2 separate regions of the Homo sapiens genome follow, and region 1 is linked to region 2. The links are chromatin contacts, found by Hi-C in ENCODE. All regions are on one chromosome and are shown on one strand. Each heading gives the region's core, a stretch centred on a gene start or an enhancer-like site at or near the end of the contact. The rest is flanking DNA. Distances are from core to core; before and after follow the strand shown.

Region 1 (4,808 bases), core at 155-2,654, 1.1 Mb after region 2:
TCCTGACCTCGTGATCCGCCCGCCTCGGCCTCCCAAAGTGCTGGGATTACAGGCGTGAGCCACCGCGCCCGGCCCAAGTTACCAGTCTTAATAGGGTCAAAATTCTAACAGATATTCAAATGACTTTCAGTAGACTCTCCAAGGGTTTGTTGCTGCTTTGTCTACAGCTGTAAAGTCATGCTCTTGACAATAAGTTCAGAAAGATTTTAATTTTACAGAATCTCTTAGGATCTTAGATACATGCTGCATTTTGTTTTCTACTCAATGTTTTTCTTTGCGGAGCATAGGGACAAGAATATAAAAAATACACTTTAATTTGATTTTCTTTCTTTTTTTTTTGAGACAGAATCTTGCTCTGTCGCCCAGGCTGGAGTGCAATGGCATGATCTCGGCTCACTGCAACCTCTGCCTCCCGGGTTCAAGCTATTCTCCTGCCTCAGCCTCCCGAGTAGCTGGGATTACAGGCGCGCGCCACCACGCCCAGCTAAGTTTTTGTATTTTTAGTAGAGACGGCATTTCACCATGTCAGCCAGGATGGTCTCCATCTCCTGACCTTGTAATCCACCCGCCTCGGCCTCCCAGAGTGCTGGGATTACAAGCGTGAGCCACCACACCAGCTTAATTTGATTTTCAAAAGTGATCATGGTTGCATTCACTTGTGTGTCATGACTTGGGTGCAATTTTAGGAAATTAAATACCAGTGATTGAGGGTTCAGCAATACAACTTCAAGATCCAAGATGTTAAGACACAACATTGTATATTTATACGTTTTGTTAGGGAGTTAATGTAGGTGTGGTGAACAGATGCGTTTTCAGGTGGGCCTGGAATGGTCCCTGGAGGATGATCAGCGACAAGCTGTATCTAATGGGAAAATTCATGCTTGAAAAATGAAATATTAGGCTATGCTTATTATTCTGTGTCATTCAGTCACTTATTAGCAGTTTAAGTGATGATTGTGGTTTCCCATGCAAACAGGTGTGGGGACCCAGCCTCAGGTGCCATTTGGGAAATGCTTTCCTCAGTCAGGTCCCTTGGCAGATCTCATTAGCTTTCCCCCCAAATGTTTTATTGAGACATTTCAAACATAGACAAAAACTGAAATAATTTTATATAAACACCATAGCCCACCACCTAGATGCTATGAACATTCTGCCATTCTTGTTTATCACGTTATTTATCCGTCCTCCTCCCCATCGGCAATCCTCCCCATAACTGTGGGGTCAGGGTTAGGAAGCTTAAGGTGACTCAGGTGGCGAATTCCGAAGGGTGCCGCTGGAGCACCTCCAGCCTCAACGTCCGGACTAATGGGGGCATTTCCTCCCTAACTCAATTTCAGGAAGCAGGAGGCTAGCTCTGCAGGGTGGGGGCGCACCTGGGCTGGGCTGCGCGGAGGCGGCGGAAGCACTAGGCGCGGCGCCCACAGGCGGACGGCTGGCGCTGAGCGCGGGCGCGGGGCCGCTACGTGCGCGGGGAGCGCGGGGAGCGCGGGGAGCGCGGGGCTGCGCTCGTGTGCGCTCCTGGGCGCTCGCCGCCGCCGCTGCCGCCGCGCGCCTTTGAGTCAGCAAACTCCGCGGCCCGCAAGCCCGGCTCGGCCCGGCCCTGCTCTGTTCTGCCCGGAGGAGCCGCCCGTAAGTGACAAGAGACCCGCTGAGGGGGCCTCCCCTGCACCGCCCAGGTGGGGACGGCGGCCCTTCTTTCCAGAGGCGCGGGCCCTTCCCGCTGTTCCCAGGTGCCCGCACCCTTGCGGGCTGGAAAGAGGTTTGGGTCCCTTGGGCTTGGAGCAGAGGAGCCGCCTCCTTTTCAGCCGAGGTGTGCCGGGCAGGGAGAAATGATCAGCGCGGTAGAGCGGGGAGATGGAGCGCGTCGATCCAGGGATTCTTGGCTAAAAAGACACCCCGGGGAGAGGGTGGGGCAGAGGTGGATTCTAGATTACGGAAGAAGTGCTGTGGCACCTTACACCAGGCCGGGTAGAAGGGGGTGGGGAGGTGGTTTTTAAAATTTATTTATTTATTTTTTTATTCATTCATTAACGGGTAGCCTTGAGTTGAGGAATTGGGAGGGGTAGGCAGGTTTATTCGTGGGATTGTGGGATTGAGGGAGAAGGCCCAGGGGAAAATCCATATAATTGACTGATTATCAGATTTGGTGACCAGGAAAGCAACAGCCTGTTTTTCAGTTCCGATGCATCATACTTTTCTCAAATTACACGGATTATTGAGGGGGATCGTCACGGAATGGGGAGCAACATGTCCTGCTGAAAGGAAGGGCTTCTATCTCTACAAGACACGTTAAAAATGATGGTATCAGAAAATTAGAACGGGGAGGAGGCTTGCACATGATCTCCATCAAACCTTTCATTTTACAGACAGGGAGGCTAAGGCCGAGGGACGCTGAGTGTTGGGACCAGGATCATTCAGCCAGATGGGAGCAGAACCAGGCCTACAACCTGGCAGGCTTCTGACTTCCACCCCGGAGTTATGTCCACCTCTGGGGCCTGGGAACTGGGTTTGGATTGCATAAGCTCCCCCTCCTCTCCCAGGAGGGGGCTGGGCTGGAGGCTGAGGCCTTCGCCAGGAAGAAGCAGGGACTGCTTGGATAGTTGACCAGCTTCTGCAGGGGCTCCTCAGTGAGAGAATGGAGGTGAGGTCAGGGACTCCTGCCTTGCCTCTGCCATCACTTCCAGTGATGCCTATTCCTAAGGTAGGTACATAGCTGGACCTTCATTATTCTTAATATTATTTACTTTTTTCTTTTTCTTTTGAGACAAGGTATTATTCTGTCACCCAGGCTGGATTGCAGTGGTGCGATCTTGGCTCACTGCAAACTCCACCTCCCAGGCTTCAGTGATCCTCCCACCTCAGCCTCCCTAGTAGCTGAGACCACAGGTGCGGGCCACCACACCCCTGGCTAACTTCGGTATTTTTTTTGTAGAGACAGGGTTTTGCCATGTTGCCCCAGGCAGGTCTGGAAGTCCTGAGCTCAAGCAATCCACCTGCCTCGGCCTCCCAAAGTGCTAGGATTACAGGGGTGAGCCACTGCGCTCGGCCTTTTATTACTATTTTTTAAAGGAAGGGTAGACTTGAGATTGACTGATAGGGCAGTTTTTAATAAAAATACAAAAATAAAATACATTTAGAAGAAACTGTGTGAAGATGTGAAATATCAGTGATTAGCATGGACTCAACTGGTCGTCCTGTTTCTTCTACCAGTCCATTTCATTCTCACTTTTGATTACCATTTAACTGGGGAGGACATCAGTGTTGACAGTGGGACTTGCTCAGGCTGACACTGTGCCCCACCAGGGAGTCTCCCCTCCAGGCTGGTACACACTTCCTCTTATTTTACTAATGGGAAGGACCCCTGAGTTAGGTAACCTAAAGTAATAGAAATAAGCACGTTCATTAAAAAAAATAAAAGTATGTTAATCAAAGAGTAACGTTGGTGTTCTACAGCAATTCTGCTGGGCTTTGGAGCAGTGGATATCTTTTCTCAGCCCTAGGATCACTACTTTCATTTTAAGGCTTCATTTTGCTCGTTAAGTTACTGGGGAAAATAACTTCTTTTTTCCGTTTTTAGTGACAGGGCTGTGGTTTCACAACCACTTGGTGAAAGGCAGACAACTGGTTGAGAACAGGGGCCAGTCTATGCAGATTTTCATTTCCTAGCATGGCGGAGAAGGGCTTTTGGCCAAGCTCATGGTTGACTCTGTGGGGAATCCCCCAAATTTAGCATTGTTATCTCCAAACATCTTTTTCTTAGTAATCTGGTAGGTATGAATTAGCTCTTCTGTTCTCTAAGCCCTGTTCAAAGAGGAAGGTATATAGTGTAGTGGTTAGAACTTGTGATTCCAGACCCATCTGAGTTGAAATCTTGGTATAATAATTTTCTAAGTATAGTTTTGTTGGCGGGGCACTTAACACTCTCTGAGTTGCCTGTTATTCAGAAATAAAAAAGGGTGATGGTAATCTTTGCTTCCCAGAACTGTTAATACAACAGCTGACATTTATCGAGTGCTTACTATATTCCAGGCATCGTGACATTATCGAGCACTTAATTATGGGCCAGGCATTGTGAAAGAGTTTTTATGTGGCAGTCTCATTAAGCATCACAACAGACTTATGAAGCAGATTCTGTTACTGTCTTCAGTTTACCTCTGGGGAAACTAAGCCATCAGAGTATTTATGATTTCTCTAAACTCAGCTTACAGTTTTAACTACCCAACAAATGTGTGTCAGATTTCTGTTATAAGCTAATAGTTATCTAGGGCTTACTGTGTGGTAGGCCCTGTTACAAGTGTCCTAAGTACGTTAACAACCCTTGAGATAGGTATTGTTTTTCTCCCCTTCTTCTTTCTTTTTACAGATGTGGAAACTGAGGCACAAAGCCCAAGGTCAAACAACTAGTAATGCGAGAGCCAAAATTTGAACTAGGAGCCTGGGTCTGGAATCAGTAGTAACTCTCAGCCACCCACCTGCGAATGTAAAGGGCTTAGCCAGGCTTCAGTCAAGGGCAACTCCTATTGATACTTACATTTATTTTTCCCTAAGTAACTACTCCTTGCTCCCAGTTTCTGCAGAAGAGATGCTTTTAGTTCTACAAGTGATTCAACTTTACTCAAGGCTTTGTGATTCAGTATGTATTTCTATTGTAGTCTCTGTTATTTTTAAAATCTTGTGCTAGGCCTCAGTGATCTTGCCTCTGGGGACAGGGAAATAGTCTTTATCAGATCTGTGAACCCCTTTCAAATATATGATGTCATTTTTACTTTTTTTTTTGATACTTTTGTAGAGATGGGGTTTTGCCATGT
Region 2 (4,555 bases), core at 1,026-3,525:
GTTAGTTTGCTTTAGAATAATGGCCTCCAGCTCCATCCACGTTGCTGCAAAGGACATGATCTCGTTTTTTTATGGCTGCATAGTATTCCATGGTGTATATGTACCATGTTTTCTTTATCCAGTCAACCACTGATGGTCATTTATGCTGATTCCATGTCTTTGCTATTGTGAATAGTGCTGTGATGAACATACTTGTGCATGTGTCTTTATGGTAGAACAACTTATATTCCTTTGATAGAACAACTTATAAGAACAACTTAGAATCCAATAATGGGATTGCTGGGTCAAATGGTAATTCTGTTTTGAGTTCTTTGAGAAATCACCAAACTGCTTTTCATAAATTAAATCATAATGTATAATTAATGTGTTACAGGGAATTTGGTGAAGCAAAAATTTACACAAGTATAAGCAGCAAATTCTGGGAGTATTTTTGGGCAGATGGTAGAAGGGCATGTTAGGGAACCAATACAGTACTATTTATAAAAGTCTTTGCTTACAACATATTAATTTCCCAATGAAGGAACGGACCATTCTAAGATTTTAGAATGTAGTGGATGAATTTGATGTGTGGCTTTTATAGTAGACAGCCACTTACTTCTCGAGTTCCTTACAGACACTTGAAGGTTCAGATAATTGCCACGTTTTGCCTTCCCTATTATATGATAAGCAGAAGAGCCCCGGCCCGGCGCAGTGGTCACGCCTGTAATCCCAGCACTTTGGGAGGCCGAGGTGGGTGGATCATTTGAGGTCAGGAGTTTGAGAACAGCCTGGCCAACATAGTGAAACCCTGTCTCTACTAAAAATGCAAAAATATTAGCTGGGCATGGTGGTGCATGCCTGTAATCCCAGCTACTCTGGAGGGTGAGGCAGGAGAATCACCTGAACCTGGGAGGCAGAGGTCCCAGTGAGCCGAGATCGCACCACTACACTCCAGCCTGGGCGACAGAGCGAGACACCGTCTCAAAAACAAACAAACAAACAAACAAACAAGAAACAGAAGAGCCCCAGAACAATAAATGTTTTTCCTCACATAATAAAATACACGAATACATTAAAACTGCTTTTTCTTGTTTGCTTTTTCTAGTTTTTGTTTTACCTGTCCTCTGAGGCAGTTGGGCGAGTAACCGTCTGGAGGGGGTTGTGCAATTCATTAGAGTAAAAGGTGTTGGACAGTATGTCAGCTCCTTCAAGCTCCCTGCAACAGTAGGGCCTGCCGTGAATGACTTCCATGCTTCTTGGCTAAAAAGGCACAACCTGGAAAAGAAAAGGAGGGCACATTTGGCTTGTCGAGTCAAGGCAGGCAGAAAACACATTTTACACTGCTAAATTGTTCAACCTGACGCTGCACAGACGTCACAGGCTTCCCTCTGCACTGAAAGCCGTCAAATCAGTAATAAATAGAGACCTAAATAAGTTCTATGGAAATAAATTTCAACTGAAACAAATCCACAAAGTGGACGGTGCCTCCAAGTAGTCACCAGAATGATCATCCAGTAGGTTCGTACCAGTCCGCTACTTTGTGGCCATCAACTGACATTCAATTCCTGCCTTAAATTTAACTATAACTATTCAAGAAAACTCACTTGACTTTTAGCCTGTGGTCTTTCCGAAAATTAGAGACTCTTCATTCAACAAAATAAGCGCTGTCCTAAAGCCTTCGGGGATTCTGGACAAGAATCCCTTTGCAGATGGTGGAGTCAGTAGTGCAGCACGAACGGGACCCTAAAGGGGATTCCCGGTTTCCAACTGCGTCGGGGAGAATCCCACCTCTCTCTCGGACTTGGGGGAAGGCCAGGAGCCGGCGTAGCTGGGACCAAGGGTGCCAGGGGTCGAGGCCGAGCCTCACGGGCTGTCACTGCCCTGCAAGCGGTGCCTCGGGGGTCTGGACATACCTGGGACATGAGCCTGGGGGCGCTGCGGGACCGCGCCTCCCCTCCCCTCCCCGCAGCTGGCGGCCTTCGCGGGCCGAGGAATTTTGAGGTCGTCCGCACCTACGGCCCGGTGGAGCTGGCAGGCAGGGGCGGGGGCGGGAGAAGGACGGCGGGCAGGCCGGGGTGGGGTGGGGCTGGGGGCGCTTGTGACGGTGGCCGTGACCGCGGCATTAGGTGATGCGTCCTTGAGGGGCTGGGGGCTTCCGGGCGGCGAGCGGGGCGCAGTAGGAGGCTCTTAGAGACCTCGGAGGAAACCAGCCCAGCGCTACGGGACTGGCAAGAATGCGAAGAGGAACCGAGAGTGAACGGAGTGCGAGGCGCCGGGTCGGAGGCGAGAGGGGCTCTTCCGCCTTGCGACCCCTGGCCCCGCCTCCCGGTCCCTTGCCCCGCCCCTCTCGGCTCACCGCCCTGCCTCCAGTCGGACCCCGCCTTGCCCCACCCGCGCCCCGCCCCCAGGCGCCCTCTAGCGGCGGCGGCGATGGCGATACCAGTTTCTTTTTCCAGGGCTACCAGGTCTGGAGCTGTCTCAGGGCCGGCCAGGGAGCTCTCTCATGTGGACTGGGCGGAGGAGGAAGAGCTCCGGTCCAGTGGAGTCCCTGGTGAGGTCGGAGCATCCGACCTGTCCTCCCTCCCCAGGTCACCTCGCAAAAATTGGGGACAGTGTGGCCAGATAGAGGGTGGAGTCTGCAGGATTCTGAAACTGCAGCCCCTGGCATGGCGCCCTAACAGAGTCTCTGCTCCTTCCCTGGTGGGTGCGGACATGGCAAAGTCCTTTACTTGCCTCGTCCCCAGGGCCTAGCCCCACCTTGATTACCTCAGTTTTCCCCAAAAGATACAAATGTGAGCCATGAATCTGCACCTACAGGGTCATGAGTTCCTGTGATGGCTGACAATAAGGGATGTCACCCCCCCCTCGCCACCTGCCACCCCATCAAGGAATGGGATGTGAGGAGGTTAGGTTGTGTGTATATGTGTGATATGGTTAGGCTTTGTGTCCCCACTCAAATCTCATCTTGAATTGTAATACCCATAATCCCCGCTTGTCAAAGGAGAGACCAGGTGGAAGTAATTGGATCATGGGGGCAGTTTCCCCCATGCTGTTCTCGTAATAGCGAGTGAATTCTCACGAGATCTGATGGTTTTATAAGAGGCTCTTCTCCCTTCTCCCAGCACTTTTCCTTCCTGCCCCCTTGTGGAGAAGGTAACTGCTTCTCCGTGGCCTTCTGCCATGATTGTAAGTTTCCTGAGGCCTCCGCAGCCATGTGAGATTGTGAGTCAACTAAACCTCCTTCGTTTATAAATTACCCAGTCTTGGGCAGTTCTTTACAGCATTGTGAGAAAAGACTAATACAGTGTGGGAGGCTAGAAATGAGCCTGCAGGAACCAGAAGGTGAGGGTGAGAATGACCACCTCTGAGAAGAAGGGCGTTGAAACTGTGTGCCAAAGAGTTAAAGAAAACAGTCATAGAAATTCTTGAGTTTACAGGATGGCAGATAAAAGAAACAAATTGCTGAAATGCTGAAATGCCTGGGCTTGTAGGTTAATAAAACTGGCTGAAATCCACTGGAACATATAAGGCCAACTAGAGTCTGCACAGATCCAGCTTGCTGACCTTACAGCTGAATTTCTACTGCCATGTTTCATACTAACTCCTCACTGAATTTGCACGTGGAACCCTTAGGTAGCATGAAGAAATAAGAGCACATGCGCAAGGACTTTCCAGACTTCCTCTTTCCTTCCACCAAGCACCTGCTAATCCCAGAATCCACACTCAAAACCATTTCTAATAAAATAATTGTCCTAAAGCCAGCACAGGGAGACAGATTTGAGCTGGACTTCCTATTTCTTTGTTGGTTGACATGCAATAAAAGTTTTTATTTTATCAAAAACCCAGTGTTATAGTATTGACTTCTAGTGCCTCGGGCAGCGAGCCTCCTTTGCTTGGTAACAGTATGATGGTGCCTTTGCTATTCTCTGCCTACTTTACAACTTTCTACTAACCAACCAGTGGGCATTCATTTTGTGCTGTGCCTTCTATGTGAGTGTTACCTGGAGTGGGGGAAGAAAGGTGTATTGAAGTAGGCACAGTGGTAATTTTGTAGTCTTGGTTTATTTCTTAGTTCCTGCACCTCTGCCGACCTTCCAGTAGTTACCACCCACTAAGCCTAGAGGAATAGATCCTGCTGGAGACAGAGTTGTGTATTAGGTGAAACTGGCTTTTATCTTTGACATCTTTATTTCCCCTCCAATTTCTGGTAGTTCATTGTAAGCTTTTGCCCCTTTTCTGCTCCTCTGTGTTCAGGATCTCCCATTAAATTCCTTGTCTCCCCAGCCCATTTCATGTCCCCAGTCTTCCAGTACTTTCTATACTTCACCTTTTTCTCATCCTCAACCTTAGTCCTATTTTCCCATGGCTTGATTCTTCCTGGGAGGAATAACTGAGCATGATAGATTTAATCAGAGGCATCTGATGAAGATGCATCACTAGCCATGTATGTACATGGATGGTAGTGACACCGGAGAAAGTGTGTCAACTCCAGGTTGAATGATCAGGATATGCCATGTGATAGCCTCCAGGTTCTAGGGGATTTGAAATTTTATTTTAGGTCAGATGAGTGTAAAAG

What was found. Hi-C counts contacts between places; a loop is a spot of excess contacts on that map. Pooled maps may share reads with other maps.
Region 1: a pooled map shows a loop between it and region 2 (8-fold over the local background). The contact joins the promoter of SNX10 here to the promoter of SPMIP4 in region 2. A Hi-C loop is called at or near these places in 4 of 50 pooled maps.

Annotation. Positions count from the first base shown.
Region 1 is chr7:26,290,458-26,295,265 of GRCh38, forward strand. SNX10 (sorting nexin 10) reads left to right here and starts at 1,405. Exons shown (of 7, transcript NM_013322.3): 1 at 1,405-1,629. RefSeq lists silencers at 1,429-1,668, 1,819-1,898 and an enhancer at 3,390-3,439.
Region 2 is chr7:25,178,079-25,182,633 of GRCh38, forward strand. It overlaps SPMIP4 (sperm microtubule inner protein 4), which reads right to left and starts at 2,276. Exons shown (of 10, transcript NM_138811.4): 1 at 1,584-2,276; 2 at 1,097-1,254. The coding sequence starts at 1,230. The region is part of intron 1 of LOC124901603 (a long non-coding RNA gene); the gene reads left to right. RefSeq lists silencers at 1,782-2,061, 2,122-2,511.